Regions from separate parts of the Homo sapiens genome. Here region 1 is linked to region 2. Evidence: read pairs that join two places in POLR2A ChIA-PET (ENCODE). Cell type or tissue: IMR-90. All regions are shown on one strand. Links, peaks and the distances in the headings refer to the core of each region. The heading gives the core; the rest is flanking DNA. Region 1 holds the start of LOC105374318 (a long non-coding RNA gene). Region 2 has its middle 230 kb from the start of LINC01822.

Region 1 (15,456 bases), core at 3,617-11,616, 160 kb after region 2:
ACAGAACACATGAATAAACAATATTAGGAATAAAAAGGGGAATTTAATTACCAATGCCACCAAAACTAATATGATAAGAACAGATTATCAGGAGCTTTATGCCAAGAAAAGGGAAACTTTAGATGAAAATTAACTTTAACTCACCAAAATATCAAAAAATGTAAGGTGAGCAGAAGGAAGCACTCCAAGAGGGCATTGTCCGAGAAAGACTTGAAGGTAGAAATGGCTTTGGCTTTGTGGGGGACAATCACTGATTTGTTCTATAAGAACTAAAATGAAGTCTGTGTCACACTCCTGGCTAGCTATTATAGGAGACAGAGGAAGTCAGCTTGAATATTACCCCTAAAGTGCTTACAGCATGGTGGAGGGTTTAAGGAATGTACATGATATGTAATGGAAGGAAATGGAAGTTATTCGAAGACTCGCTAAAAATTTAGTGATGACAGGACCTAGGTTTTGTGTTGGACTATGTCAGGATGAGGATAAACAGAGGATGGAGAGGCAGGGTGGAGGGCGCTAAATATGAACCTGAGAAATTTGGACTTCTTTCTGGATCAATAGAAAACACTGATGTTTCTGTCTAAGAGAAAACCATGGCCAAGGTTTAAGATGTATCAAGCTAATGTAGATACACACATATGACAAATGGGATTTGGAAATGTTGAAAGATGAGGCATGGTGGCCACTCTGGAAAATATTGTAGTAGTCAAGATAGACTGTGAGATGGTCCTAAATTAGGGTTGTAGAGATAGACCCAGAGAGGAACAGCAGCATGGAGAAGCATCAAAAGGCTTCATTACTGATTACATATTAGTCCCAAGGTAAGAAGAGGCTTAAGGGTGTCCTAAGATGTCTAGCCTGAGCAAATAGAAATTAAATAAACTTATGACTATTTGTTCAGTCATTTTTTTTTGTTTTGAAGGAATGACTGGGAATTAATACAATCTTTAATGTGTCCTAATTTCTCAAATCAGGTAGCATGTGACCTATGGGAGAATACAAATGCTAATTCAGATATGAAGACTTGGCCATTCTGGCAACTGGACCTTGGCTAAGAAGTCTTCCAAAATAGGCCAATCAACAAACCAGCAGTGTGAAGGTTACATTCAAGATCAAGGATATGTGAGGGTGGACATGGTTCCTCAATGCCTCTCTTTGATCCTCACCAAAGTCTATTGCACATAATGTGGGGAGCACTGAGTCAGATGCAGAATTCTGGGGCCATTGTGCCTGGGTGCACAGGGCCTTCAGCCAGCCAGGGTCCACCCTATTATCATATAAAGAACTTTGCGCTGTGTATTTACTGCCTCACTGGGCTTAATCCAAATGTCAGTGAAACAGATCCAGCTGTGGACGACAATAGCACATAGCAAGAGGAAATGGTTTAATCAGAAAGTCAACTCAGGAAGAATTTTACAGAGGGTGTGAGGTCAGACCTCTTGGTTTTCAGATGATAAAACTGAGGTTCCAAAAGAAAAATATTTCCCCCAAGGCCTGTAGCTTTAAAAGGATGACTGACAGCTAGGTCATCTCCTACCAGGTAGGCTCTTTCCCCTCCAACCACATGCTGCCTCTGGGCAGATAGATTCTGCTTGGAGCTCCACGAACCACTGTGGGGCCTGGTTATTCATGCTTTGTGATGCAGCCTGCTTCCCTAGGTTGCGGGTTATTCTCGCACCATTTCCAAAACCCTCCCCAAAACTCCTTTCTGGATCCTAGGGTGGAATTCATTCTACAACTCTGAGGATCAGGATCAAGGAGCTCTAATTTGTGAGAGAATGGCCCTGGGTGGCACAGCAGTATATGATATATTCTTTGCGTGAAGAGCAAGGTAAGAGTCACTAAAAGGCTTGGCAGAGCAACCATCAATACTCACCCTATGTGAGATACAAATGATACCCATTGGTGTAGCACCTGCAAACTGTAAGCAACTTGAGGACAGAGACCAGTCTTCATGTAGCTATGGGCCTGACAAAGACAAGCAGAAGGTGTTCAATCAACTAATTCTCAGCTGATAGGCTATGGGAATGCAGCATTCTAGATAAGTTTACTGTCATTAAATAAAATTGGGCTTCCATTTTGTATCCATTTTAAATGGACAATTTTTCACAACGCATGACACCCACACTTCCATCTCTTCTACTTTTTTTTAATAACTTGTGATCACCAAGTTGCGTATCTTTTAAAAATGAACCCTGATGTAATACAGGAGGAAGATTGAAAGGCTTCTGACTTTGTTCATGTGATAAATAGCCCCAGACGGCTGCTCTCTTGAGTTTTTCTGTCTGCCTTGGATGGTCTTCCTTTCTCTCTTGTGCAATCTGGCTTCAGCTGCCACTTCTTGGTGCTCCTTTCTTCCCTCACTCAGGTATCCCAGGCACCTCAATATCCAGAGGCTGGAAGAAACATCTCATCTGCACATTTTGAGAAGAAATGGAGCTGCACAAAAGATACAGTCACTAAAACCATCTGTGTGGGTCAAGAGTGGGATTAATCCTCATCACGGGCAAAGTCGTCCCTCTGGGCAGAGTAGCCCCATATTGGAGGGCGATCATACACAATAGGGAAGTTAAATTTAGTTCAGTATAGAGATGGTCTCCCCTGGAAAACAAAGAACCAGGGTTTTTTTTTATCCTTTTTAAATTTTGTTTTATTTTTCAACTTGTTTGACTAAACTGCTTCCTCACACTTGAGAGATACAGACCAGACAAGCCCCTGTTTTTCTGTTGTAGCCAATATTCTCATTATATATATTGCTAGATTAACATTGCCTTATTGTAGTTTGATACTATGGTAATACATCAGCATTCTGTATACCCTGATTATCCAGAACACAAATTTTAAACAGAAAGCTGTCTGTTGCCTGGATTAAGGAAGACATAGGATTATCTTCATTGCTCTCACCCAGAAAACTATATATAATCAGTAAAGACATTAATTTGTCATAGTATTTATTAAGCTTCTACTGTGCATCAGGCACAGCATTATCTAAGAAGATGCTGCCGTCTAAGAAGAATCAAAGTGGGACTGCTGAGTTGGCCACTGAGGGCTTTACTGCCAGGTGTGGCTGATGGAACTGGATGTGGTTTTGTTTGTTTGTTTGTTTGTTTGTTTTTAAAATCTTCTTGGTCTGTACTATGTCAGCTCTTCCTTCTTCTCTGTTCCACATTCTAGTGACACGAGGTGGGGATTCTTCTCCTGAGGTTAAAGAGAGTACCGGGGCAGCAAGATGCAGCGTCGAGGCATCGGGACCCAGAGCAGTGGGCAGATTGTTAGAAACAGGCGAGTATTTGAAGAAAAGAGAAGTGTGAGCTTGAGTTCTGAGACAGGCAGCAATAAGTTAAGCTTCCTTGCTGTTCAGTTTGAATCACTTCTTTGGAAAATCAGGTTCCATGATGTATTTTCAAGATTGAAAATTCAATCACCTTTGCTGTCTGACTTCATTTGACCTGGCAGAAAAGAGGATAAGGAAATGGTGGGGCTTGCAACTGTCGCTCTTTAGAGACAATAAGCTCCCCACAGGCAGGAACAATGTCGTATTTTTTTCCTGCATCCTCTAAACACTGAAAGCAAGGTCAACTTTGCACTGAGTAGGTGCTTAATAGGTCTCTTCTGTCTTATTTTTTTAGCTACACCTATATATAAAAATATTTTTAATTTCAAAGTATGTACATCACCTTATAATATTCAAAGTACTTTCCCACACATTAGCGCCTTTGAATCTTATATTACAAGGCTACCTAGTTTAGTGAACCAGCTGGACTTGGCAGTGTGCAAGCCAAAGGTAACTTTCTTCTATCTCACTGCTGACCCTTTACACCTACTCCGTAGAATCAGTCTTCCCTGTCAGATAAAATCCTGGACAGTTCCTACAGCATTTTCAGTTACTTCATGATTTGGAAAGCCCCAGTCAAGTTTAATATTAAACTTTCAAACCCTCATTCAATATAAAGTCTCTCCTGTTGCCAAGCTTTGGTTTGTCCCAGGCTCAGAAATCTACATCCTACATCAGCAGAGTTGGAGGGGTGTGGACAATTTCAGATTTGGTTTGCTTCACCTCCTCCCTCACTGACCATTTCTGCCTTCTCCATAGTCAGGTGAAGGGAAGGGAAAAGAGATAAGGAAGGAAAGAAAAGGCCTCTCTTGTCAGGCAGAGTTGTAATCTAGTGTTGGTACCTTGAGTGTAGTAATTGTCCATATGTTGGACTTGATCCTTTCTCTCCCAGGTTGCTTTTGTGGGTATTTAGAAATTCTCCTCCACCCCCCATTCTCTGACTGCAGTTCCCTAGTACAATCTCTAGCTAACCCCGCAGGATGCTCCATGGCTTCTACAGCTAATAGTGCAGTCCTTCTGCAGAGCCCACCTCACCCCTAAGCAGGACGCCTCATGGCCAAGGTTCTTTTGCAAGATGGCCCACGGCCTCCTCTGTCCATCAGACTCTACATCTGGCCCACAGAAAACAAGCACCTTTGCCCCACTGTGGTGGGAGGGCAGCTCACTCTATGGTAGCCCTGTCCCTGCTCTGCCACCGCAAGGAACTCCAGCCAGCTGCTCACCTGGGATTTTCTCTGGTTGAGCCACATCCCAGTACCTCTCCCTCCTAAAGTTCACTAGCCATACGTCAAGCTTTCCTGATCTTTGTGTGAAGCCCCTTCCCACTCAGCTTTGAGAGGAGGAAGGGGCAGAAGACAGGACAGGAGGGAACGTTCTGCACACTAACACTCTATCTCCAAAGAACTCTCCGCCTCTCCATTCTCTCCTAATTCTTTACTTAGCCTCCCACAATATAACTTGGAGGAAGGTGATAGCCAAGATTGACCAGCTCATTGTGGAATCACCCTTCAGCGTGGTTTCCCAATTTTGGGTCAGAGAACACAATACCAAAGTCAAGTTAACAGGAAATGTCCCTATTTTAACGATTCGTTAAAAAAAAGGCAAAATTGAAGAGATGAAAGGGAGTAGCCATTAATTTTTTCACTTCCGTCTAACAGGTAACGGAAATAGGCTCCGGCCTTAGTTTATACTGCCACGAGGGGGCAGTATTGAGACTTAAACGAAAGTTGGCCTCAATCACCACGTCTACTGCCCAGAGCTCTCTGAGCCCCCTTGCTTCACAATATGCCCCCTGCTCATCCTCTCCCAATTAAGCACAAGACAAGAGACCTTGCCTTCAGACACCCTGCTGAGCCCTGAAACTGGGCACAGCTGAAGGTTCATAGGGAAAGCCGTACAGGCTGAGTGTCCAGCTATAAGCAATCCTAGAACTAATGGTGATAATAATTGAAAACAGTTACATAGCACCTCTAAGCACTGGTCTAAGCATTTAACATCTTTTAATTAATAACTACATAATCCTTAAAACTATTCCCATGAGGTAGACACTGTTATTATCTGCCATTTTACAGATGAGGAAACTGAGGTACTGAGGGGTTAAATAGATCATCCAAGATCATTCTATTAACTTACAAAGGCAGGCTTCTAGGCACAATTTCTGATGCTTTAATTCTCAGACTTTAGTTAGCCTGAGAATCACCTGGGGAGCTTGTGGAAACACAGATTTCCAGTCCTTCCATTTAGATACTGACTGTGTATCTGGCTTGCAGCCATTTTAACATACCCCCTGTGATTCAGGTGAAGGTCTGTATGCACTAGGGCCTGGTACATCATTTATCCAGAGACAGACTTAGAACTGTCCTCATAACTGTGCGACACCATGGTAAGTAGGCCAAGGATGGACCCATCAGCAGCAACGTGCCAAGGAGAGTCAGTGTGAAGGGCAACTGGAAACTTCCTCAATTCACTCTTTTCCTCTACTTTCATAGTACTGATTGTTGAATAAGTGACATGTTTGTTGAACAAATGAACCTGTTCCCAGGCCCCTGAAGAGTGTGAAAAGAAGTTTACTTTTAATATAGTTTAAAAACACTCCGTAATCTAAAAAATAGCTCACACTATTAAACAACTTCAGCAAATCTTCTGCACTACCTGCCAAGGTCATAGTTTCAATCTCACCTTCAATTATTGATAGATTGCCTGATAATTTGAGAAGAGAGAAACAGACTTTTTTCAAGATTTGGAAAAGGAAAATCCTTTTAATAAGAGATTCCATCCTGATTACATAGCTCTTATCAGGAAATCCCTTGAAAGCTGAATTCCAGAAGGTAACTATTAAAAATGCCATTGAAAAACTGGAAATTATCTGCTTACACAGCTTAGAACAGACCCAGAAGGGATAGTATATTTGGTGCAAAACAAGAATTAAAGATTGTTCTTGCGGCCAGAACTGGACTGGAAGTTTTGAACTACTTTTGCCCCCACAACTCCACTTCTTTTCATGGTTTGGCAATAAAATGCTCAAGGAAGCAGATAAGAAGGCAGAACGCTGGCCATTTTTGACTGAGGTAATGAATGTATTATTAATGATGCCACCATTCAAGATTTTCAACAACAGTGAATCAAACTGTGTTATAGAAATAAAAAAGGCTCAAGCCTGGAGCAGAGCTTGGCCAAAGGACAAGGAAGAGATGTAACAAGGCAGGAGCCAAAGACTGGACATGGATTCGCCTCTTCTAATGAATACCTAGACATGGGGGTCCTAAGGCTCTGGAAAGACTAAGTCCGGGCCCAGTGCTTCAAAGTCAAACTCAAGAGTTACATCAGGAGAAGCCACATTGCCTAAAATCTACATTTACCTATTCTTCCTACAGGGGTCCAAAAATACCAATGGACTTCTGCCAGCAAAATTTCAACTTGCTCAGCTCTGGCCACATGACCCTTGAAAATGGCCCAACCTATCATCTGATTTAGGACTGCTTATTTCTTAAACTTCTTCAGCTCACTCTGAATGAAAATGTTTTCAGAAGCACTTCCAAGTGTAAGACCAATTATGCACATCACGGGAAATTGATTTGCCTGTGTTCCTCCATCCCCCCACCCTCTTCCTACCCCTTCACTCAGTGTTGGATTTCATATCCCTTCACCACCACTTTTGGCTACAGGATGGGGGAGAAGACTTCCAGGCTTTCAGGCTGACCTTGGAGAAGTTACTGTCTCCCTGGGACACATAACAGACATTGACACAACAAGTGAAGGCCAAGCAGAGAATGACCTTGCTACTTTTTGTGTCCACTTGGCCTGGCTTTCAACCACTGGAATAGGAAAAAGCAGCCCCAGCAGGACCTGTGGGTCACAAAACCATGCTGGTTCTTCCTGGTGGTACCTTAGGACACTTTGTTGACAGAAAATTCATAAATGGTTTGTCTAATGTCTTTACCAAGTATCGAGAATAAGCTACAAATCAGACATTATTGTGATCTCTTGTTTCTCATTATTAAATAAAGAAACTACAATTTTAATATATCTTGTTGAAAAGAACCATTTAAGCTAAATATGAATATGGCTTTTATCTAGGATTAATGAACTGAATATTTTAAACTGTCCAATTAGGAAAATGTTTGCCTTTGAGGCACTAAAATAAAAGATTCAGGTTCCCCTGACCGCTACTCTCAGATCAACACCCCAGTGAAAGAAAACGCTATGTAGGTATATACACATTAATTTTTCTTTCTACTGAAATATGTGTTTATCATACATGTATTCATCAGCTTTCATGAATGCTGTCAGATGTGGAAAATTAGCTTTTGCATTTACTAACTCCTCCATGGGAAAGAGGTCCCTCATGTGTTTAACAAAAAGGAGCTTTATTGTTTATGAGATTGAAAAATAAATGTTGCCATGGCTTTACAATCTGGTGATTGGTAATCAGTTTTCATAAATGACCATGAATCACTTCTGTGCTGGCCGGGCTTTGTTTGGAATATGAGATGGCTGTTCTGTCTTACAAGTAAGGAATTATTAATGTACCCTCCCTGGAGGGTTTCAATTTCACTCGTACAAATAGCTGTATATCTACCAAGTGTATGTTCAGTGTGCCTATCTATGAAATTTAAAATTATATGCTTTGTGTAAAACAGAATATATAATAGACTCTGAAATTGAATAAAACTTATTGGACTCATTTTTTATCCTTTGTGACATTTTTCTAGTAAAAGAGTTCAGACAAAAGGCACTGCCACCAAGGAGCCAGGAATGCAAAGTCCTGTCCAATTTAAATAATCACTCCTTTCTGTCATGTTTTACAAAGAGATGTATTCAAACATGCTCTTTGGGCATTTCTATATTCTGTTCTTGGTTTTCACAAATATGAGCAGGCAAAGATCCCCTTTACTCCTTTTGTATGTTTTTGCCACTTTAAAAAAAGTATAATCTTGGCGATTGTCTCATTATAAAAATGAGAGGGCATTCTTCTGAGATAAATAGGACAGAGGCCTGGCTCACATGGATTTTAATTTAGTTCCAAATTTCACATCCCTCTTCTTCTCAACAAATAAGGTAAGAAATAAAGTCCGAGATAATAAGGAGTTCATGGCGAATCCAATCATGCCACCCACCTTTCTAAAATCCTTCAGTGGGATCTGGCACGGTGGCTCACGCCTGTAATCCCAGCACTTTGGGAGGCCAAAGTAGGAGGATCTCTGGAGGCCAGAAGTTCAAGGACCAGCTAGGCCAACATGGCGAAACCCATCTCTACTAAAAATACAAAAATTAGCCAGGCATGGTGGGGCATGCTGGCAATCCCAGCTACGTGAGTGGCTAAGGCATGAGAATCTCTTGAATCCAGGTGGCAGGGGTTTCAGTGAGCCAAGACTGCACCACCGCACTCCAGCCTGGGCCACAGACTGACACTCTGTCTCAAAAAGAAAAAAAAAAGTCCTTCATTGGTTACCTATATCCATATGGCTCAAACTTGTTAGCATGGCCTACAAGGCCTTTCCATGATCCACCCCTTGAAAAACCTTCCAACTTTCTGTCTCCCACTCCCCTTTACTGATACCTCTCTAGGCATGTGAACTCCTTTCATTCTGGGAATGCAGCTCTCTTGCTCTCTCTCTCCCCTACCCCCAACCCCATCCCACCCTCCCTCTTTCCCTTTCCAGTTGGATCCAATGTTGTTGAATGCAACACTACATAAACTCTTTGCTAGTGGTGCTGGCTGGGCCCTGTAGGCGGGAAAATCTTATACCCACACAAGTTCTATGTGTTTATTCCTGTGAAAGGAAACTGCTCACCTCGCAGGATGAGAGGGGTCCAGTGTTATCATCTTGCCACCAGTGGCCACTTTATATTTTCAAGGAATGGTGCAATTTGAGTGTTCAGCACTGGCCTCTGTTGCTGGCAGGCTGGACATTGGTGGTGGGAGTAAATAGATTAGCCTTGGTAACTCAGAATCCGTGTTGCTGAACCCAGGTGTAGCATTCACCTCTGCCATAATGGCCATTCTGTTCATGTATCCCTCAAGCCAGCACTGAAGTAACTGATGACAGAGGCTGGCTGCCATCATCCAGCTGAGTCATTTTGCCTATTTGGTTTTTTAGTGCCTCTTCTTTTGGTGATCTCTGGTGGGTACAACATGTGCTATAAAAATCTTCACACTTCATGACAATTCGCATTTGTCCATGCACATGTTATCAACCCAGACTTCGTTATTGATCTTCCAGTCTGTTTCTATTTGCTGCTGCCTGTGAGGCCATATGTATTAAACCTTTTCTTTTTTCATACAAAATAGATGGCCAAGTGTATTATCCAAAGCTCTTACAATTAAGAGAATTTTCTCCCACTGCTGTTTTTCAAGGATACCTCCAGGCTGTAATAAGGTGGCTGTCCATTTTTGGTTTTTACCCATGTAACAGGTTGACCCATTGGTCAGCAAGATCAGCCTTTTTCCTCTTTCCTCAACTGCTTGCATGAGATCCCACACACAGTCCTAGGCATGAGCCAAGGGATAATCACTAATGCAATAGTAGTGGATGCCACAGGGATCTGGGCTACCTGCTCAGGTACTTGCTTGTGTCCTCTGGTCCTGTTCATGCCCAACCCGGGATGCACCACTTCCATCTTGCAATGGATTGTTGTGGGTCTACCCAACCTACGACTTGGAAAGTCTGACAGGACTCAGCTGATGACGGAGAGTTTCAGCCACATGGTCACCTGTTGCCCCATTGTCAGGCATTCTGTCACTATCAGGGCTCAGCAGTATACTAGGAGCTGATTTTTGTTCTTTTTTAAACCAAAACCAAAAAACACACAAACAAAAAACCATGATTCTCCATTGCAGGTAGCATGCCTTTACTCTAGAACCTCATGGGCCTGCTTTGGGATTCCATCACTAGAGCTTGTCACAACCCCTAGGTGGCATCTCTTGCCACCACCGATGCCTCCAACACCACAGAGTCTACTGGATCATATGGCTGAAGTGGTAGGACTGCAGAAACTTTGCCTGTTCTGGGCCTTCTTAAAGCTAGCAGGCTTTTGTGTTACTTATGTATGGGCCAAAGCAATATCTCTATGATGTGTAGAATACACTACCAATGGAACTGAAAAGTCCTACCAGCACTGTTGTGCTCCCTTCTTCAAGACAGAAGGTGCAGGATGCAACAATTTCTCTTTTCCTTTCAGAGGGATGTTGTGTCATGCTTCTGACCACTGGGTTCCTAAAAATTTTATGAATATAATAGGTTCCTGAATATTTGCAGAATTCCTCTTCTGCTCCCCATGAGTCTTACCATAGCTTTCAGTATGCCACCTACCTCTTCTTCTTCCAGCCCGGTCAACATGATGTCATTGATGTAATGGATAAATGTGATGTTCTGCAAGATGTCCAGAAGTCTTAGATCTGTGTCATCCATTATGGTAGCCCCTAACCTCACGTGGCTGTTGAGCATATAAAATGTGACTAGTGCAACTGAGAAACTGAATATTTAATTTGAACTAATTTTAGTGAAGTTAAATTTAAAGACTGAAACCGGCTGGGCTCAGTGGCTCAGGCCTGTAATCCCAGCACTTTGGGAGGCCGACGGGGCGGATCACAAGGTCGGAGATCAAGACCATCCTGGCTAACATGGTGAAACCCCATCTCTACTAAAAATACAAAAAAATTAGCCAGGTTTGGCAGCCTGCGCCTGTAGTCCCAGCTGGTGGGGAGGCTGAGGCAGGAGAATGGCGTGAACCTGGGAGGCGGAGCTTGCAGTGAGCCGAGATCACACCACTGCACTCTAGCCTGGGTGACAGAACAAGACTCCGTCTCAAAAAAAAAAAAAAGACTGAAACAGTGTAAAATTTTTTTGTTACACATAACTTCACCTTTTGTGTAAGATTACATGGCATGTTAACCATTTCATGGAATAATATTACTATATATAAAGCACTTATGAGGGGCATGCATTATTTCTAGTATTATACATAAACACATCACCAATTGAGCAGATGTCAACAAATTCACTACAATTTTTTTCCAGGTATAAGCGTAATATTGCGTTTTTAAAAATATTTTTTGTAATCAGTAAATATCCCAATAATACCAATATAAAATGTAATTGATAATTAAATTAAAATGTTTATTATTGTTTTTATTATAATGTAACTAAACCATTTTTCCAGATTAAAGAAATGAATATGGGTAATTTTTTAACATGAAAATGAAGGCATATTATTGATGCAGATTTGAAAGAAAATGCAAAAGCTGCTACTACAACTGGAAAGGTAAAGAAAAAAAAAAAGCCTGGAAGAAAGTATGTCACATGTTTTATGATGCATGGTGACTGCAATTTGTTGCAGCCAAGCAAACCAAAAAAAAAAAAAATGTGGTTTGTTGTGTAACAAGTTTTTCGAGATAACAAAGTAAAAAATGCTGAGACATTTTCAGCCAATATATAATGAATTTGATAAGGTTTCTCCCAAGAGTAAAAAAGGCAATCAATAGATTTAGTTACCTGAATTAGAATTAAATATCCAACAATAATTTTGTAAGAGTCTTAATGAGATCTGAGAGTATAACTTTGGTCAGCTATAAAATATCTTAGATTCCTACACAAAATAGAAAATGATTTCTGAATGTAGAGATGGTAAAAAAAATTACTATTCCAGTTATAAAAAGTTTATTTAAAAATTATGAGAAGCCAGGCATGGTGGTGCTCACCTGCAGTCCCAGCTACTCTGGAGGCTGATGCTGGAGCATCACTTGAGCCCAGGAGTTTGAGACCAGCATGGGAACAGAGTAAGACTCCATCTCTAAAATAAAAATTTTTAATTAAATAAAGAATTTTAAAATTATGAGAAAAATATAGAAAACATGTTTTAGAAATAGTAAAAGATCATCAATTAAGCAATAAAACAAGTATCAATAGAATACTAGACCTTTCTAACACTATCAAAAATAGATTCAAATTTGAAAAATTGCGAGTACTTTTATTTAGCTTTATATGAATCACACAATATTAAGAGACACAGCCCAATTAATACGTTGGTATATTTTGTCCCATTTTGACTTCCAAATGTATAAACAAATGTCAATTTGCAACCTAAAAAATCAGACTCATCACATAGACTTTTAAAATGTTTTGTAACTCTCAAAAAACAGTTTCACCTAAATATGAAAAATTTGTTTCCATCACTAATCCAAGTTTGACTTAACACTACTGTTAAGTTACTGGAATTTTAAAACAAGACACTGATGTTTCCCTTATTGATTTGTCCCACTATCTGATACATACTTGAAATATTCGTGTTCAGTTTTCTGAAGCAAACTCTAGGAAAATCATCATTGATATAGTTGTTAAAACTATGCAGTGTATATGTGCAAAAGCTACGAATTGTCACCAGGTTATAGAATATTTGAAAGAACTAAAAAACAATAAAATTAATAATCTTATATCGGATGAGTAATGGAAGAGTTGTACAGAAATTTCCTGAACTATAATCTCCAAATCCAATAAACTGTAAACTTCTCAAAACAAAAAGAATGCTTGCCAAATATCCAGTAATTAAAGGCAACAAATGGCAATGCAATGTACATTTTCTCACTGATGTTACACTGCATCTGAATAAACTGACTTTGAAGCTCTATGGAAAGCAAAAGTGTATTTGTGACTTAGGTACACATATATGCAAATTTATGCTAAAATTAAAAGTTTTCATAATACAAATCAATAAGAATTTTTATGTATTTTTCCAACACGAACCAATATGGAGAAGATTTTAATTGTAATCAATAGTATTAAATAAGTTGATTACAAAAACTATGAGAAGAACTTGGTGAACACTTTTTGACATTGATAAATGTAGGGCTGCTTTTCAATTTGTGCACTAACCCTTTGCATTCCATTTTAATAATACTGAGTTGACAAAAGAGCTAATGAATTTCACTAATTTTAGCAGTCTTAATTTTGAAACTGATGCACATTTGCTTCAAAGTCAAATCAACTCTTTAAAAAAGATACATTCTTTGTGTCAATGTGGATGCAAATATTAAAGAAAAAAATATTCTTTTGGTAATTGATTCAGTTATCAGGTATTTTTAAAGTACGTTGGAAACAATTGGGCATGTGAATCTACTTTTTCAAAGATAAATATTATGAGCTCACATATAGTCCATGAACATTTAGCATCAGAACTGAGATATGCTATGAGTGTAAAACACATCAGAAATATGGAAGACATTGTACCAAAAAAAAAAAAAAACTCACTCACATTTTTATGTTGGTTTCATGTTGAAATAATGTTATTTTGGAAACATTGGGTTAAATAAAGTATATTATTAAAATTAATATTTTCTATTCCCTTTCTTTTTCAATTTGATTACTAGAAAATTTAAATTATACATGTGGCTCATATTTTATTTATATTGGACAGCACTGATCTAGAACTCCCCAGACTATATTTTGATACAGGGCAAGAGAGTTAGCATAGACCTGGAACAAAAATGTAAATGCATGAATTTATCCATTCCATATGATATGAATGTGAACTGTTTCTAAACCATTTTTGTGATTGCAATAAAAAAGATCCAATCGCCAAATCAATGGCTGCTTACCATATACCTTACCATAGGCTGTATTAATCTGCTCTAGAAAACATAACACGTTTGGCAAGGCAGCTATTATTGGGACTACTACGTGTTGAGCTTGCAGTAATCTACCATCATTCTCCAAGTTCCATCCAGCTTTGTCAGGACCAGATTTATGAAATAAATGGAAATATGATGGGAATCTACCATCGTCCTCCAAGTTCCGTCCAGTTTTTGAAAGGGCCAGATTTATGAAATAAATGGAGTTATGATGGAGACCACTACTTCTGCATCCTTTAGATCCTTTAAGTATGACACTAATCTCAATCATCCCCTCTATGATGTGATATTAGTTTTGATTCACTATCTTGACTACAGGGATATGATAGGGTAAGGGGAAGATCCTAGTCTTCCTTCTTTCCTCTGTAGTAGGTCTGACCACACAGACTAATGCCCCAGTACGGTTCTTGCACCAATTGCGAAGTATGTCAAGCACAAATGTATATTAAAGAAGGGGAAAATAACCACCTGACCTCATACAGGACTTCATATGCCTGCCCTCCAACAGGAGCATCATATAATTTAGGTCTTCGGGTATCAATATCAACTCAAATCCATGCTCAATAGTCCTTGGAATGCCTTTGTGATCCCCTTTCCTCAGTGCAGTTACTTATGTAAATGACCTTAGGTGTCTTTGTAGAAGGGCTTGGGAAACGTTACTGCAAGTCTATGCCATGATGTTGCCGTGGTCCTTCTTCCTAGGGACTTAACCACCCCTCTGGGCAATATTCTTAGTTCTGGTTGAACTCTAACAAAACAAACCTACTGTGGTTGAGCATTTAACCACTATCACTTTAAACGTCAGACCCTATCACTATTAAGTCTTAGCTTGGTTCTTGATTTCGAGATGAGAGCTTCTTTGTATGAAACCAAATGCCCTCTGGCTTTCTATTGCATTTACTCACCTTCAACTCTTCATTATCTCACTGTAAAGGATCAGTGGAATTTAGCGATAGCCTTCCAATCCTACCACGCTTATAGATACTATTTACTCATTTCATACATTTATCTCAAAAACCTGATATATCCTGATTGCTAGTACATTTCCTTCCCCCAGTTCACCATCTCATTTCATCACTAGTTAAAGTTTTGACAACAGGAATGTTATCTTTGGCCAAGCGCTGTGTGCATACCAGTGATTGGTACACAGGCTAATCACTTATTGTCAATCTGATGTCTAGAGATCTAAAGCCCCATTTAATCACCTGCTTTTCTTAGACCATGTCCAGTACCAATTTTCACAGGTTGAGCTCTTTGGAAGCAGATGTCAACAAAGAGAGATGAAGGTTTTGATGAAAAACATTGTTCCTTGGAGAAGGTGCACTGGGGCTGGGTCTTGGAATGTAGGATTGAGATAACAGAGAGGCATGGAGAGAATGATCTATAGATATTTCTTAAACAGAGTAAATAAAAATAAATCAGTGATTTGAGAAGATGGATTCTGTGAACAGGATAGATGTGGGGAGAAAGAAAATGGAATTAGGGACTGATCACA
Region 2 (15,456 bases), core at 3,879-11,878:
TTGCATCTCCTTTGCTGTGTGTCTCTTATTTAAATTCTTTTAAACTAAGAAGGTAAGAACCAAAGTTTCACAACAAGCATCAACACCACTATCTTAGAACCAGAAAAACCAAAATGTGTCTCAGGAGCAGTATCTGAAAATATAAAGGGAAGAAAAAACAACCAAACTAAAAATTAACTTTTCAAAATTTAGCATGGAAAGCTAAAAGATGAACTTTTTGTTAGGTAATAGAACCCATGATAGGTAAAGTTATAAAGCCTAGGTTTGCTCTATCAATATGAAATTCAAATCTCCGAAATGATAAATGAATTCAAAAATTGGTTCTAGACCAATAAATCCCCCAGACCACCTGGAAATTAAAAAACACACACACACAAATAAACATAAAACACTTCATAACCACATGTCTATAACCAGGCTTTCTGGGACCAGACACCTTGAGAATAAAACAATGACTATAAACATAAGCTTAAAATTTAAAAAAAAAATAAACCACAAAGCACATGAGGACATGATCCTCCATAAGGAAAATATTGACAATCAAGAATATTTGATCCCAAAGTACTTAAGATAATAGAAAAATTAGACTCTATAAGATAGTATGTTCAAAACAAATACGGAGATGAAAGAAGAGAAAATACGAGAGAAACTGTATGGGAGACTATGGAAGAGAACTAGCAACCTTGAAAGTTACACACACACAATTTTTTTAGAGAAATTAAACATTTGATGTGTTGACACAGCTGGAGATTGAATTGGGGAGCTGGAAATTAAAGCTGAGGAAATACTAAGAATGAAATACATACTAATAAAACGATAGAAAATATAAAGCAAAGCTTAACAAATATGGATGATAGAGAGAGCTAACACATACTTAATAAATGTACTACTACAATATTAGGGAGAATGTTGAAGAGTCAACATTTGAAATAATAATGTCTGAAGATTTCTGGAATTGGTGAAAAGTGTAAATCCTCAGATTAAAACTGTGCCCCAACACAATCAGAATACACACACACACATACATATTTTATTTTTATTTTTATTTTTTCTTTGTTCCTGTTTTCAGCCAGTGGTCGGGCCAGGGATTCCCTGGTGGCCCATGTCACCCAAAGAACACAGGGACACCCAGCAGACGGCGACTTTTCCATAGGGAGTCTGAGTGGGAAGAAGGGGGCCTGAGTCAACTAGAATGGGTTTTTGGGACTTAGAAAAGGGTGACATCTCCTCAAAATACACGACAGATCCCTTTCATGGGATGAAGGAAATGCTGTCTGCCATACTACCACAAACTATGATAAGGCCAGAAGGGGCACAGGGCAAGCCAGCACTCATGAAGGCGGCCGTGCGCACCATGCAGGCAGTACAGAGCTCTTCCCTAAGCAGGACCTACAGCCCGGAGTGTGGCCACAGCCCGGAGCAGCGTTGGTGCAGGGACTCCAAGAGCAGCCTCCCTCCAGGCTCATTCCTGCTGCACCCAAAGCACAGGCTGACTGGTGTTCTCAGGTCTATACATATGTATATATGTATATACATGTATATATACACATATATACGTGTATATATACATATATATATGTGTATATATATATATTTAGACAGGATTCTGTCACCCAGGCTGAAGTCCAGTGGTATGATCATGGCTCACTGCAGCCTCAACCTCCTAGGCTCAAGCAATCCTCCCACCTCAACCTCCCAAGTAACTGGAACTACAGGCACTTGCCATCATGCTCAAGTACTTTCTTTTTTTATTGTTTTTTTTTTGTAGAGGTGAGGTTTTCCTATGCTGCTCAGGCTGGTTTCGAACTCCTGGCCTCTAGTGATCCTCCCACCTGGACCTCCCAGTGTTGGGATTAGAGGTGTGAGCTACTGTGCCCAGCCTCAAATAATATTTTTTTTAAAAGATTAGCTTGATCTGGAAAGAAGGAAGAAAGAGAAGCATAAGACCCAAAAAAGTTAGTATAGTAGGAGCAAGGTTCTATTTTTGTGTAACAAGTTATTACAAATGTAGTGGCTTGAAACAATGCTGACTTATTTATCTCACAGTTAAGAGTCTCTGCTCAGGGTATCACACTTAAGGCATTGACTGGGCTGTGTTCTTATCTAGAAGCTCTGGGGATGAATTCACTTTCAAGAATGTACATTCCAGGTGTTGGAAGGACTCAGTTCGTTACAGTTGCAAGACTGAGGCCTTTGGACTGAGCTTTCTCTCTGTGCCTAGAGGCTGCCCACCGTTCCCTGCCTTGTGGCACCTCCTTTCCAAAACCAGCAATGGAGAATATCGACTGCAGAGAATCCTCTGCATGCTTTGAATCTCTTTCACTTACTTCTGCCTCTGGGCTCTAGATGCACTTCTAAAGCGGTGGTCCTCAACCTTTTTGGCACGAGGGACTGGTTTCATGGAAACCAATTTTTCCACAGATGGGAGGGTGGAGGGAGGGATAGTTTTGGGATGAAACTGTTTCATCTCAGATCATCAGGCATTAGAGTCTCATAAGTAGCACGCATGCAACCTAGATTTCTCACTTGCGCAGTTCACAATAGGGATCACGCTCCTATGAGAATCTAATGTCGCTGCTGACCTGACAGGAGGCGGGGCTCAGGCAGTAATGTTCTCTTGCCAGCAGCTCACCTTCTGCTGCATGGCCCGGTTCCTAACAGGCCATGGACCAATCTGCAGGGCGGGGGTCGGACACCCCTGTTTTAAAGGATTCACAGAATTAGGTTAGGCCTACTTGAATAATCCCCTTTTAATTACCTGAAAGCAAACTGATTAGTAACCTTAATTACATTTTGTCATTTAATAGAAAATAATAATAGGATTGATATACTATCGACAGCACAAGTTCTGCCCACATTTTATAAGGAGGGAATTATACAAGGAAAAGGGTTATTGGGGGTCATTGTGGAATTCTGCCCACCACAGAGGGTATTCTCAGCTGCTCACATGGAGAATGGAGGAATAATTGGATGTGTATGTTAGGGGAGGTAAGGACACTTGAGAAGGAAGGTAATTTGGCATAAGGGAATTTTCTAAACCAGTTTATTATGAACTACGATGGACAAAAATGTATAAAATATAAGTACAACCGAATGAATTATTATAAATTACCAAAAACTTCAAAACAGGTAATAGCCCACAACTCAGAAAACTTCCATATGCTCCTTTTAATAATAAACTCTTTTTCCCCTAAAACATCACTATCTTGACGTTTATGTTAATCACTTCTCTGCTTTTCCTTATTATTTCACTAAGTGGTATGCATGCATAGTAACTATGGTTTAATTTTATTGCTTTTCTTTTTAAGCTTTATCTTAGTTTTAAATGGATAAATAATAATTGTATATACTTATGGAGTACAATATGATGTTTGGATATATGTATTCATTGTGAAATGATAAAATCAGGCTAACATATTCCATTTTGTTACTTTTTAAATGTCTATAAATAAAATTATACTTTATTTATTCATTGCACCTGACTTTTTTCTATCAACGTCATATCCAGAATATCAATTTATGCTATTGCATGTGGCTATCACCATGTTCATTGTATTGCAACATAATATTTCATTATACAGGTATATTACAAATTATCTATCCATTCTACCACTTACCACTGATGGGCATTTGAGTTATTTTAAAACTAATACTATAAATGTTCTTACAAATGGCTCAGGGACATTATGCACATATTTCTCAAGTTTTTACCAGCGAGAATTTCTATGGCATAGGATATGCCTTTGTTGAAATTTAGCGGTTATTGCCAATCCATATTCTAAATTGGTTGACTCAAATTATGCTCCCAATGGGATGTGAGGGTCGTTTTGTGCGATACCCTCACCAATAGTTGGTTTTGTTAGTTTTGTTTTTATTTGTATTTTTAAACCAACTCAACAGATCTATCTTACTGTATTTTTAGTTTATTTTATTGACTAAAAATAAGGTTGAGAAACTTATCATATGGTTATTAGCCATTCGAATTTTATTTTTTGTTAAGTGCCTCTCAAATCCTTTGCTCATTTTTTCTATTGTGCTGATTGTCTTCTCACTGATTTGGAACACGTGTTTATATATCCTAGCTATAAACTGTTTGTCATATGTATAAGTACTATATTTACACCCATATCAATGTATATACACATATATATTATGTATGTAGTTTATGGAGGTAAAATTCCAACATAAAATTAACCATTTTAAAGTGAACAGCTCAGTAGCATTTAATACATTCACCAAGAGGTGCAATCACTACCACTAATTCCAAAGCATTTCTGTCACTCCAAAGTAAAATTCATTATCCATCAAGCAGTTTTCCCCATCTATCCCTCCCACAGCCCCTAGCAACCACCAATCTGTATTCTGTCCCTATGGATTTATCTACTCTGGATGATTTACATAAATGAAATCATACAATATGTGACATCCTGTATCTGGCTTCTTTCACTTAGAATAACTTTTCGGAGATTCATCTACATTTAGCATGTGCCAGTGCATCATTCTTTTTATGAATCAATAATATTTCACTGTATGGTTATAAAATGTGTTTATTCATTCATCTTTGGATAGACATTTGGGTTGTTTTTACCATTTGGCTTTTGTGAATAGCACTTCTGTGAACACACATGTACATGTACTTGTTTGAGTACTTGCTTTCAGTTTTCCGGGATATACTTGGGGAGGAATTGCTTATGTCATATGGTAATCCTATGTTTAACTTTTTTGAGGGTCTGCTTGCTCTTGGTTATATTTTACTATAAAATTTTTCCTTCACTCTATGGCTTACATTTCACTCTTTTAATCGTGCCTTTTGATAAACAGCCTTTCAAATTTAATATAGTCACATTTATGGCCAATAATTTTTATATCCTGCTTAAGAAATCTTTTCTAACTTATTTAGGAAAGTATTCACCAATATTAACTCTGAAGAGCTTTTGGTGTGGCTTTTCATATTTAGGTGTACATTTCTCCCAGAATTGATTACTTTCATATGGTGTGAAATATGGGTCAATTTTTATTTCTGCCATATGGATATCCAAATATACCAGCTCAATTACTTAAATAGAACATCTTTTCCTCCACTGCTCTGCATCACCACTCCTGCTATAAACAAGAGTTCATATATGCACATATCTGTCTCTAGGCTCTCTATCATATTCCTTTTTTTTTCATTTAGTCTTGTTTCCATAAGGCATAGAGGAAGAAAAAAGCATCTTTCAACAGAAGCAAGAATATGAGTATAGACTTAATGCAAGAATGACTCTTTTGAGGGTAAAGAAGTAAGATGCTGTTGCCTTTCTACTTAGTTCTTTCCATGGTTCTCATCTCACTCTCATCTTACTCAGAATAAAAGAAAAATCTTACCATGGTGGGATAGATTAAGTTGTTGGTCCAAATTCTCTACTTCACAGTGATAGAACTATGCATCCACACATTTGTGATGGTCTCAAGGGCAGCTGTCATTGACTTTAAGTTTTTCCAAATGACTTGCTTAGGCCAATGGGATATTAGCAGGTAAGATACAAGTAGAAGCTTGAAATGAGCTAGCATAGTTGCACTTACTCTCCTTGGACTCTGTGATATGCTATGTGAAGGACATGCCCTAGGTAGCCGCTGACCATTCAGCCTAGATCCCAGATTACACATACATGGAGCAAACCTGGAGCCAAGGCCAGCTCACCCACTGCCTGAAAAAAGAATCACCAAGCCAAGTCCAGTAAAGAGCAGATGACTCACAGTCAACCTGAAGACCTATAGCAATAACATAAATCGTTGTTATAAGCCACGGAGGGAATTATTGAAAAAGACAGTGGAATGATTAATTACTCCATTCCAAAAACATTTATTGAACACATTACAGCAGGGCACTGTATTAGGTGATTCATGTGATACAAAGCTGAACATCATTATGTTCCTTCTTTCAAAATGCTTGCAGTATTGTAAGGAAAAATTGATTATTTTGCTTCACCAGTAGGGACTGAGGAGAGTAATATTGGAGGCAGAGTTGGTTAGAAAGAAGTCTAGGCAAGAGATGTTGTAGGCTTTGAGATAGGACAGTGGCAGTGGGAACATATTAATCCAATACACAGCACACATCTACTCATCAGGCACTCTGCAATGTGCTGTCAATAAAAAGATAATGTAGATATGACTTCTGAGCTTCAGAAACTTACAGTCCAGTGGAGAAAAACAAGGTAAAGAGCAAGTGCAATAGGATTAAAAAATGCCATTATACGGAAATTTTCAATTTTCTATTTAAACAGCCAAGGAACCTTTTTATTTATTATTCATTCATCCTTCTAACAATAAATAGTAAATACCTAGAATATTCCAGGCACCATAAATTGCTGATTTTGAGGGATTAGTAGGAGTTCTTCAGTAAGAAAAAATGAAGAGGATGGATGGGTGAGGTGTTCCATATGGTGGATACAGCACTACAGAGACCAGGGGCATGACAAGGTGTGTTGAGCTTGTTGAAGGGTTTTTGGTTCAGTTTGATCTAAGCAATAAGTTCTGAGGCTGGATATAGGTTAAATCAAGTCAAAAAACATAAAATAGCTTTTCATTTTATTATTTTATACTCTTTTATGATAGTAGTGAGGTGTTGTTAAAAGATTTTAAAAGGTGTTGTTAAAAGATTTAAAAAAACTGTGGTTCCCAAGGATCATCCTGGTGGCAGCTCTGAAAGTTTCAGAGTCAAAATGGAGCCACTTTTGTTAAACAACAACAAAACCAAACAAAACCACCAAAAAAAAAAAAAAAACCTGACAAATAGAAACCCGGGAAGACCATAAAGAGAGGGTTCTCATGCAAAAATGCTTGTTAACAAAATCACGAAACACTCTGCAGAAATCACAAGTTTTGCACAAAGTTAATTGTAACCTTACACAAAAAAATATTTCTGGGAGGACTTCTGCCCAGCAACTGCCTCTCCAACCTCGGACTAGTTCCTCCCTTGTTATTGATCCATGTAGCCAAAGATAATTATCTGAAAACAATTATGTAATCCTACTCCGTTTTGCTTTAAAAACTTTTTTTCTTCTTTTTGCCTCCCTGAACACTTGCATAGTTTACTATGGTATGTGTATTCCCATTGCAATGTCCATTACTGAATAAATATCATTTTCTTTTAGAGAGCCTCTCTTTGTTTATTATTTAGGTTGACGCAGTTTTGAGAACGGACTGGAAGGAGAAAGTTTTAGAAGCAGGGAGACTGAAAGTGGTTGCTATTTTCCAGTCCTTTGGAGTTAGAGGAGAGGTAAAAGATAAAGTTTTTCTTGTGTTTGTTTAATTTATTTTTTAATTAAAACAAATGGTGGTTATGCAAGCACATTTGGTGTTATATCCACTTCTATGCACAAGAATGGTAACTGACACATTGTAGGTGCATGAAAATATTTTTAACAAGTTGATAAGGATAGGATTTGTTATGAAGTTATGAAGCACAATAAAATGAATACTAGTAAAACTCCAATCTATCCTAAGAATTACAACCTAATTAATATGACTGAAGCTACTTGCATGTTCGTTTCTGGTCTCATTCACCTACTTCCTCCACAGATAACTACTATCCTATCAATTTTACACATGCACATATATTTTATATTTATATATAATTTATTTTATGATTATACTGTATATAGATACTAAATATGTAAATATACATAAATATATAAAGAATGTATTATTTCACTTTTGACTCAATTTGTACATTAGAAAAAATAGTTGTGTCAATAAGCACAGGAAAAGGTGCCTAACATCATTAGTCATTAAAGAAATACAAATTATAACCAAATGAAAATTTCACACATGGTAGGGTGGCTCAAATAATAAAGCAGACAATAGCAAGTGCTGCTAAGGATGTGGAGTAAGGAACCTTCACATACTACTGGTGAGATTTTTAAATGATTTGGCCATTTTGGAAAATAATTTGGCAGTTCTTTTAAACGTTAAATGCAATTACCTTATGATATGGCTTCGCTCTGTGTCCCCACCCAAATCTCATCTTGTATCTCCCATAATTCTCATGTGTTGTGGGAGGGAACCAGTGGGAGATAATTGAATCATGGGTCTTTCCTTCCTGTGCTGTTCTCATGATAGTGAATGGGTCTCACGAGATCCGATGGTTTTAAAAATGGGAGTTTCTCTACACAAGCCCTCTCTTTGCCTACTGTCACCCATGTAAGAAGTGACTTGCTCCTCCTTGCCTTCCACCATGATTGTGATACCTCCCCAGCCATGTGGAACTGTAAGTCCAATAAACCTCTTTCTTTTGTAAATTGCCCAGTCTTGGGTAGGTCTTTATCAGCAGCAAGAAAATAGACTAATACACCTTAGGACTCAGCAATTCCATTTATAGGCATATATCCAAGAGAACTGAAAAATGTATGTCAAGACCAAACTTTTTCACAAAAGTTCATAACAATATTATTCTTAATATTCCTAAAGTACAAATAACCCAAATTTCTACCTGATAAATGAATAAACAGAATATGTCATATCCATATAATGGATATGACAGCAATAAAAAGTAATGAGATATTGGTACCTGTTATAACATATATGATTTTTTTTATTTTTTTGAGACAGGGTCTTGCTCCATTGCCAAGGCTGGAGTGCAGTGGCACGATCATGGCTCACTTCAGTTTCAACCTTCCTGGCTCAAGCAATCCTGCTGCCTCATGCCCCCAAGTGGCAGGGATACAGGTACATGGCACCACACTCAGCTACTTCTTTTGAAGTTTTTAGGTAAACACAAGGTCTCCCTATGTTGCCCAGTCAGGTCTTAAACTCCTGGGCTCAAGTGGTCCTCCTGCCTTGGCCTCCCAAATGCTGGGAATTACAGGAATGAGCCACTGTGCCCAGCCTCATATATATAAATCTTGAAAATATTATACTAAGTGAAAAAGGTAAGACTCAAAAGGTCACATATTGTATAATTCCTTTAAAGAAATGTACAAAATTGGCAAATCCATAGAGATGGAAACTAAAGTAGATTAGTGATTGTTAAAAGATGGGGAGAGAGAAAAAGAATAGTGACTGATAATAAGATATCTTTTGGGGACTGTGGTGTCCCCCAGTTCCCCCACCTCCCATTTATCTTTCAGACAGCTGCATGTTTTCCCCTGCAGGCTTGAACCCAAGCCAGGGCCTGGAACATTCCTAGGCACTGATAAAGGTGTTTAGATTCTTTCCCAAAACATTAAAAGATCAATCATGTTGCTAAACACATAGAAACTAGCCCCAGCCCTGAGCTACATTCCTTAAACTTCCATATAAACCAAGTTTGTCCAACTCATGGCCCATGGCCCACAGGCGGCCCAGGACTGCCTTGAATGTGGCAACACAAATTTGTAAACTTTCTTAAAACATTGATTTTTTTTGCAATTTTTTTAAGCTTATCAGCTATCGTTAGTGTTAGTTTATTTTATGTGTGGCCCAAGACAATGTTTCTTCTTCCAATATGGCCCAGGGAAGCCAAAAGATTGGACATCCCTGATACAAACTCCATAACCTGATATAAACTCCATATAAACTCTCATTACTGATATACCAGTTTAGAGCATCTCTTTTCTTGCTATCTGTTGCAAGGACTCTACAGCCCTCTGTATGTTAAGTTCCCATAATAAATGCTTTGTGTTATTCATCTTAGCATTTAGTGCTTCTTTCTTTGGAATCCCAATCAGCCTCGTCTAAAGACAGTTTGGTCATTTAGGGACATCCCTTGCAGGAACACCCCCACTGCCATTTTAGAGTAACTCTGGGCACAGGTTCAGCAGGACAGAAGAGGGATGATAAAATTTGCAACTAAAAAACCACTGAATTTTACACTTTTTTTTTTTTTTTTTTTTTTTTTTTGAAGCATAGTCTCACTCTGTCACCCAGGCTGGAGTGCACTGGTGCAATCTCCACTCACTGCAACCTCCACCTCCCGGGTTGAAGCGATTCTCCTGCCTCAGCCTCCTGGGTAGCTGGGATTACAGGCACACACCACCACACCCAGCTAATTTTTGTATTTTTAGTAGAGACGAGGTTTTCCTCATGTTGTCCAGGCTGGTCTAGAACTCCTGACCTCAAGTAATCTGCCCACCTCGGCCTTCCAAAGTGCTGGGATTACAGGTGTGAGCCACCACACCCAGCCTGAATTGTATACTTTTAAAGGGTAAATTTTACAGTATGTGAATTATATATCAATAAAGGTATTATAAAAATAGTGGCACTCTGTATTAGTCTTAAGAAATTTGTTAGGGCTGGGAGCAGTGGCTCACACCTCTAATCCCAGCACTTTGTGAAGCCAAGGTTGGTGGATCACTTGAGGCCAGGAGTTTGAGACTAGCTTGGACAACATGGTGAAACCCCATCTCTACTAAAAATAGAATGACCATTATGTAAACATACCTTATTCATTCATTTTCCTATCAATAGCATTAGTCTTGCATACGATTATAAACAACACAGCTACGAAAGTTCTACATATAGCCTTCCAAACTAACCAATATACATCAAGGATACAATCACAAGGTCATCAGTATACATTAAGTATTGGTTACTTAAAAAATACCACCAAATTGTTTTCCAAGGTGGCTGTAGCACTTCACACTCTAAAAGTATAGAAGACTGCTCATTGCTCCACACATAGAATAACAGTTCTTAAGTTTGACAATCTATTGGATTTAAAATGATATTTTCAATAAGGTGTACACCTTATACAAAAATTAACTCAAGATGGAGTAAAGACTTAAACATAAAACCTAAAACCATAAAAATCCTAGAGTAAAACCTAGGCAATACCATTCAGGACACAGGCATGGGCAAAGACTTCATGATAAAACACCAAAAGCAATAGCAACAAACGCCAAAATTGACAAATGGGATCTGATTAAACTAAAGAGCTTATGCTCAGCAAAAGAAACTATCATCCGAGAGAACAGGCAACATACTGAATGAGAGAAAATTTTGCAATCTATTCAGATGACAAGGTCTAATATCCAGAATCTACAAGGAACCAAACCAAGTTTACAAGAAAAAAAAACAACCCTATCAAAAAGTGGGGGAAGGATATTCTCAAAAGAAGACATTTATGCGGCCAACAAACATAATAAAAAAAAAACACTCATCATCACTGGTCATTAGAGAAATGCAAATCAAAACCACAATGAGATACTCTCTCATGCCAGTTAGAATGGTGATCATTAAAAAGTCTGGAAACAGCAGATGCTGGTGAGGATGTGGAGAAATAGGAACGGTTTTACACTATTGGTGGGACAGTAAGTTAGTTCAACCATTGTGGAAGACAGTGCAGCGATTCCTCAAGGATCTAGAACCAGAAATATCATTTGACCCAGCAATCCCATTACTGGGTATATACCCAAAGGATTTTAAATCATTATACTATAAAGACACACACACATATATGTTTACTGCAGAGCTATTTACAATAGCAAAGACTTGGAACCAATCCAAATGCCCATCAATGATAGATTGGATAAAGAAAATGTGGCACATACACACCATGGAATACCATGTAGCCATAAAAAAATAATGAGTTCATGTCCTTTGCAGGGACATGGATGAAGCTAGAAAACATCATCCTCAGCAAACTAACACAGGAATAGAAAACCAAACACCGCATATTCTCACTTATAAGTGGGAGTTAAACAGTGAGAACACATGGGCACAGGGAGGGGAACATCACATACTGGGGCCTGTTGGGGGGTGGGGGGCAAGGAGAAGGAGAGCATTAGGACAAATACCGAATGCATGCGGGGCTTAAAACCTAGATGACAGGTTGATAGCTGCAGCAAACCACTGTGGCACATGTATACCTATGTAACAAACCTGCACGTTCAGCACATGTATCCCAGAACTTAAAGTAAAATTTTAAAAATACAGAAATTAAAAAAGAGATATTTTCTATTCCTAAATTGTGTTTCCCTGATCACTAATGAAGTTGAGAATATTTATACATTTTTATTTTCCTTTAGTGTTTCATGTTCTCTGAAATACTTATTTTTCTATTGGGTTTTACATATTTTTATTCCTGATTTTTTAGGAGTTATTTAGGTATTCTGAACCATAATGCTTTTTAAATAAGTGCTGCAAATAAATCTTCCCAGTATGTGGCTTGTATTTTTATTTACTTCATGGTATAATTTAACAAACAGCAGTTCTTAAATTTAGTATAGTCATTTATTAAAATATTGTCCACTCTAGTTAATGCTTTTATGTTTTAAGAAATCTGGCCCTACTCAAAGGTTATAATGATATTTAATCTATGTTTTTCTGTATTTTTTCCCAAATGTTTAAAGGCTTGCATTTCATTTTTAAGTCTTTATTTCAGCTGAAACTAAATTTTGTGCAAGACATGAGACAGAAATCCAATTTTATTTTCTTCCAAATGTATGATCAACTACCCCATCACCACCTACTACACATACTATAGTAAGTTGCTATGCCTACTCTTCCAAACATTGAGCTTCCATATGTCTTTAGGGGTTTAGGGCTCTCTCTTGAGGTTATTTGGCCAATAAGTCAATCCTTGACCTAACACCATACTTGCTTAAATACTATAAATTTGTGTTATTATGATCCTAGCTCTGTTGACTATTGAGTGCTTGAAATGTGGATAGTCTAAAATGAGATAAATTCTGTAAATGTAAAATATATACTGTTTTTTAAAGACTTATGAAAAAAGTATATAAAATGTTTTTAATTATTTTTGTATTGATTACATATTGAAATAATATTTTCAATATATTGGGTTAAATGTGTTATTAAAATACATATTATCCATTTGATTCATATCATCTTTTTGCTTTTAATGTGGCTGCTAGATAATTTTAAATTACATGTGTAGCTTGTATTACATTTCTATTGTGCACCACTGCTACAGACTTATAATATCTTAATATTAATATCAAGAGCAAACATCCCAGATTATTCTTTCTCAGGAGTGGGTTGCCTATTCTTGACTTTTTGTTCTGTCATATTAATTTTAGATTAACCTCATAACATAGCATTAAAATTCCTTTTGGAATTTTGATTGAAATTGCATTGAATCTATAGGTAAATTTTGGGAGAATTGAAATCTTTCAAATATTAAAATGTATCCATGATCATTACATGTTTCTCCATTTATTTAGGTCTTTTTAAAGACTGTTTAATGAGGATTAAAATTTCCTAGGTAAAGGTTTTCCATATCTCTTTTTATATTTATTTCTATGTATTTTAAGTTTTTGTTGCCATTTTAAATAGTATCTTTAGAAAAATTATAATTTTTCATAATTTCATTTTATTAATGCCAAAGACAATGAATGCTTATTGTAATTAATTAATACAGTATGGAACAAAGGAAGTTCATCTGTATCATACCATCCCTCCTCCATGAGGAGACTGCCACCATAAGATTTTGGTATATGTTCCTTCAAATTTTCTTCCCTGTTAACATACTAACACACTGGTAGTGTTAATAAAATGAAATAATATATGCAGAGTACTTAGCACATAATAAGTATGTTCAATTAATGTGAGTATTAGTTATTAGAAGTATTATTTAAAGTATTATTAGAAGTAATATTTGAAAGTTGTGTTTTTTATCCTTTAATTGTCAAGGATATGGAAATACAGGGGCTTTGCAAATTTATCTAGCCATACTGCTAAATTCTTTCACTATTTATAATAATTTACATGCAGATTCTGATAAGGTTTTCTGAGCTATGAATTGATATGACTTGATGACTAGTGGAATATAGTTACTAGGAGAGGTGGAGTTGTCTGGGATAATCCCAAGATTTCTTCATTGATTCAATAAACAGCAACTTTATCAAGAGTGGTAAAGGAAATACTTCTAACAGAATTTGCCATCACAGGACAATTTTGCAAAATACTTTTATTCTCTGTGCTTTAGTTTCTTCATCTGTAACAGGAATATACTAATTGTATCTGCCACATGAATTTGCTATTTTCTTCTAGAAGAAGTTTATTTCCTTTTTAGTAGCCCTTTCATTGTCATAAGAGTGCCTAAATTTTAAGCATCACATGGTACTAAGTAAGGCACCAGCTCTTGAACAAACTGAGCACTTGAATTGTTATTTTAAGAAGCACCATCAGAAGGACTCTGTATTTGAAGTGTCAGCCATAAGGAACATGATTTGTGTTTGGATTTAACTAGCAATCCCTTGCAAACAGGTTAAAGCTTTCCACATTTGTCACTTGGTTCATTGCAGGATGTGCCTGTAATTGAAATTAGCAAGCAACTTTTAGCCCCATATCATAGAAAAGCAAAATGTCTTCAGTCAAAGACCACTAGGATGTATCCCAAAGAGTCAATATCATTTCTGCCAGATTGAGATTTCTCCCATACACTTGTTCTGGGAAAAAGTTTCCACTTCAAACATGCAGTCTGTAAATGTCCCCAAGTTACCATATGTGAACAGGTACTGCTGAATTTCATTACTCTTGAATATTCAGCCAGTTTCTCTCTCATTTTTATTCTTGGTTACCTTTCAATGTCATATTCTGTGGGTTATGAAGTTCCAAAAGCATCTTAGGTTTCCTTACGGACAGAGATCTAAGAGATTCCTAAGGCCACTCAATACCCCTCACACCCTCATTGTGGCCCCAGGCCCTGAATTTCCTTGTGTGAGATCCTTAGGCCAAAACATGGTAATCCACTTGTGTCCACTACACTGTTGGCTGCCTTCATGACAGGACCTTTTCAAAAATGGAAATCTCAACACTTAAGCCAAATCCAAGCCTTTGTTCTCTAGACAGTTGGAACCCATAGTGAACACATTTCTTCCATCTACTTCCTGCAGAACTAGCTCTCCAGCACAGCAGCAGGTCTCTGTGCCATTTCTATTCTGCAGCAGGAGACTCTGGGACTTTTCTGGCTTTGTTTTAAACATTCCAATGGTCTTAAACTATGGCATCTGGAAACAGAAGAGGCTTGAAGAAAGCAGGTGGCATAAGTGAAATTACGTACCTTTATATGCTAGATACTTTTTTTTTTTTTGAGACAGAGTCTCACTCTGTTGCCAGGCTGGAGTGCAGTGGTGCAATTTCGGCTCACTGCAACCTCCACCTCCCAGGTTCAAGCGATTCTCCTGCCTCAGTCTCCGAAGTAGATAGGACCACAGGTGTGCACAACCACGCCTAGCTAATTTTTGTATTTTTAGTAGAGACAGGGTTTCACTAGGTTGGCCACGATGGTCCTGATCTCTTGACCTCATGATCCGCCCATCTCAGCCTCCCAAAGTGCTAGGATTACAGGCTTGAGCCACCATGCCTGGCCAGAGACACATTCCTACTGTGTCTCATTCCTACTGAGATTCCTACTGAGTCTCAACAGGAGACTCATTTCCCAGAGGGAAGTGTCCATCAGCTAACGGGAGAGATATCAACCAACAAAGGAAGCCCTGGGTTTCAGAGGACAGCAGACTCTGTCATGAAGGTGTT

What was found. Peaks named below come from ENCODE experiments on the same cell type or tissue, not always from the same donor. Only the 100,000 strongest peaks of a DNase experiment are listed, where the experiment ranks them.
Region 1: POLR2A ChIA-PET joins it to region 2 with 10 read pairs; 2 of 35 experiments call an interaction of 5 or more read pairs at or near these places.

What each region holds. Positions count from the first base shown.
Region 1 is chr2:21,306,915-21,322,370 of GRCh38, reverse strand. It overlaps LOC105374318 (a long non-coding RNA gene), which reads right to left and starts at 8,250. Exons shown (of 3, transcript XR_939801.3): 1 at 4,558-8,250; 2 at 1,877-1,968. In IMR-90, for the core only: a CTCF peak has its summit at 5,046 (motif pointing right); no DNase peak of the experiment used is centred there.
Region 2 is chr2:21,470,792-21,486,247 of GRCh38, reverse strand. No RefSeq gene overlaps it. Among named protein-coding and RNA genes, the nearest start is that of LINC01822, 230 kb to the left of the region's middle. In IMR-90, for the core only: no CTCF peak of the experiment used is centred there; no DNase peak of the experiment used is centred there.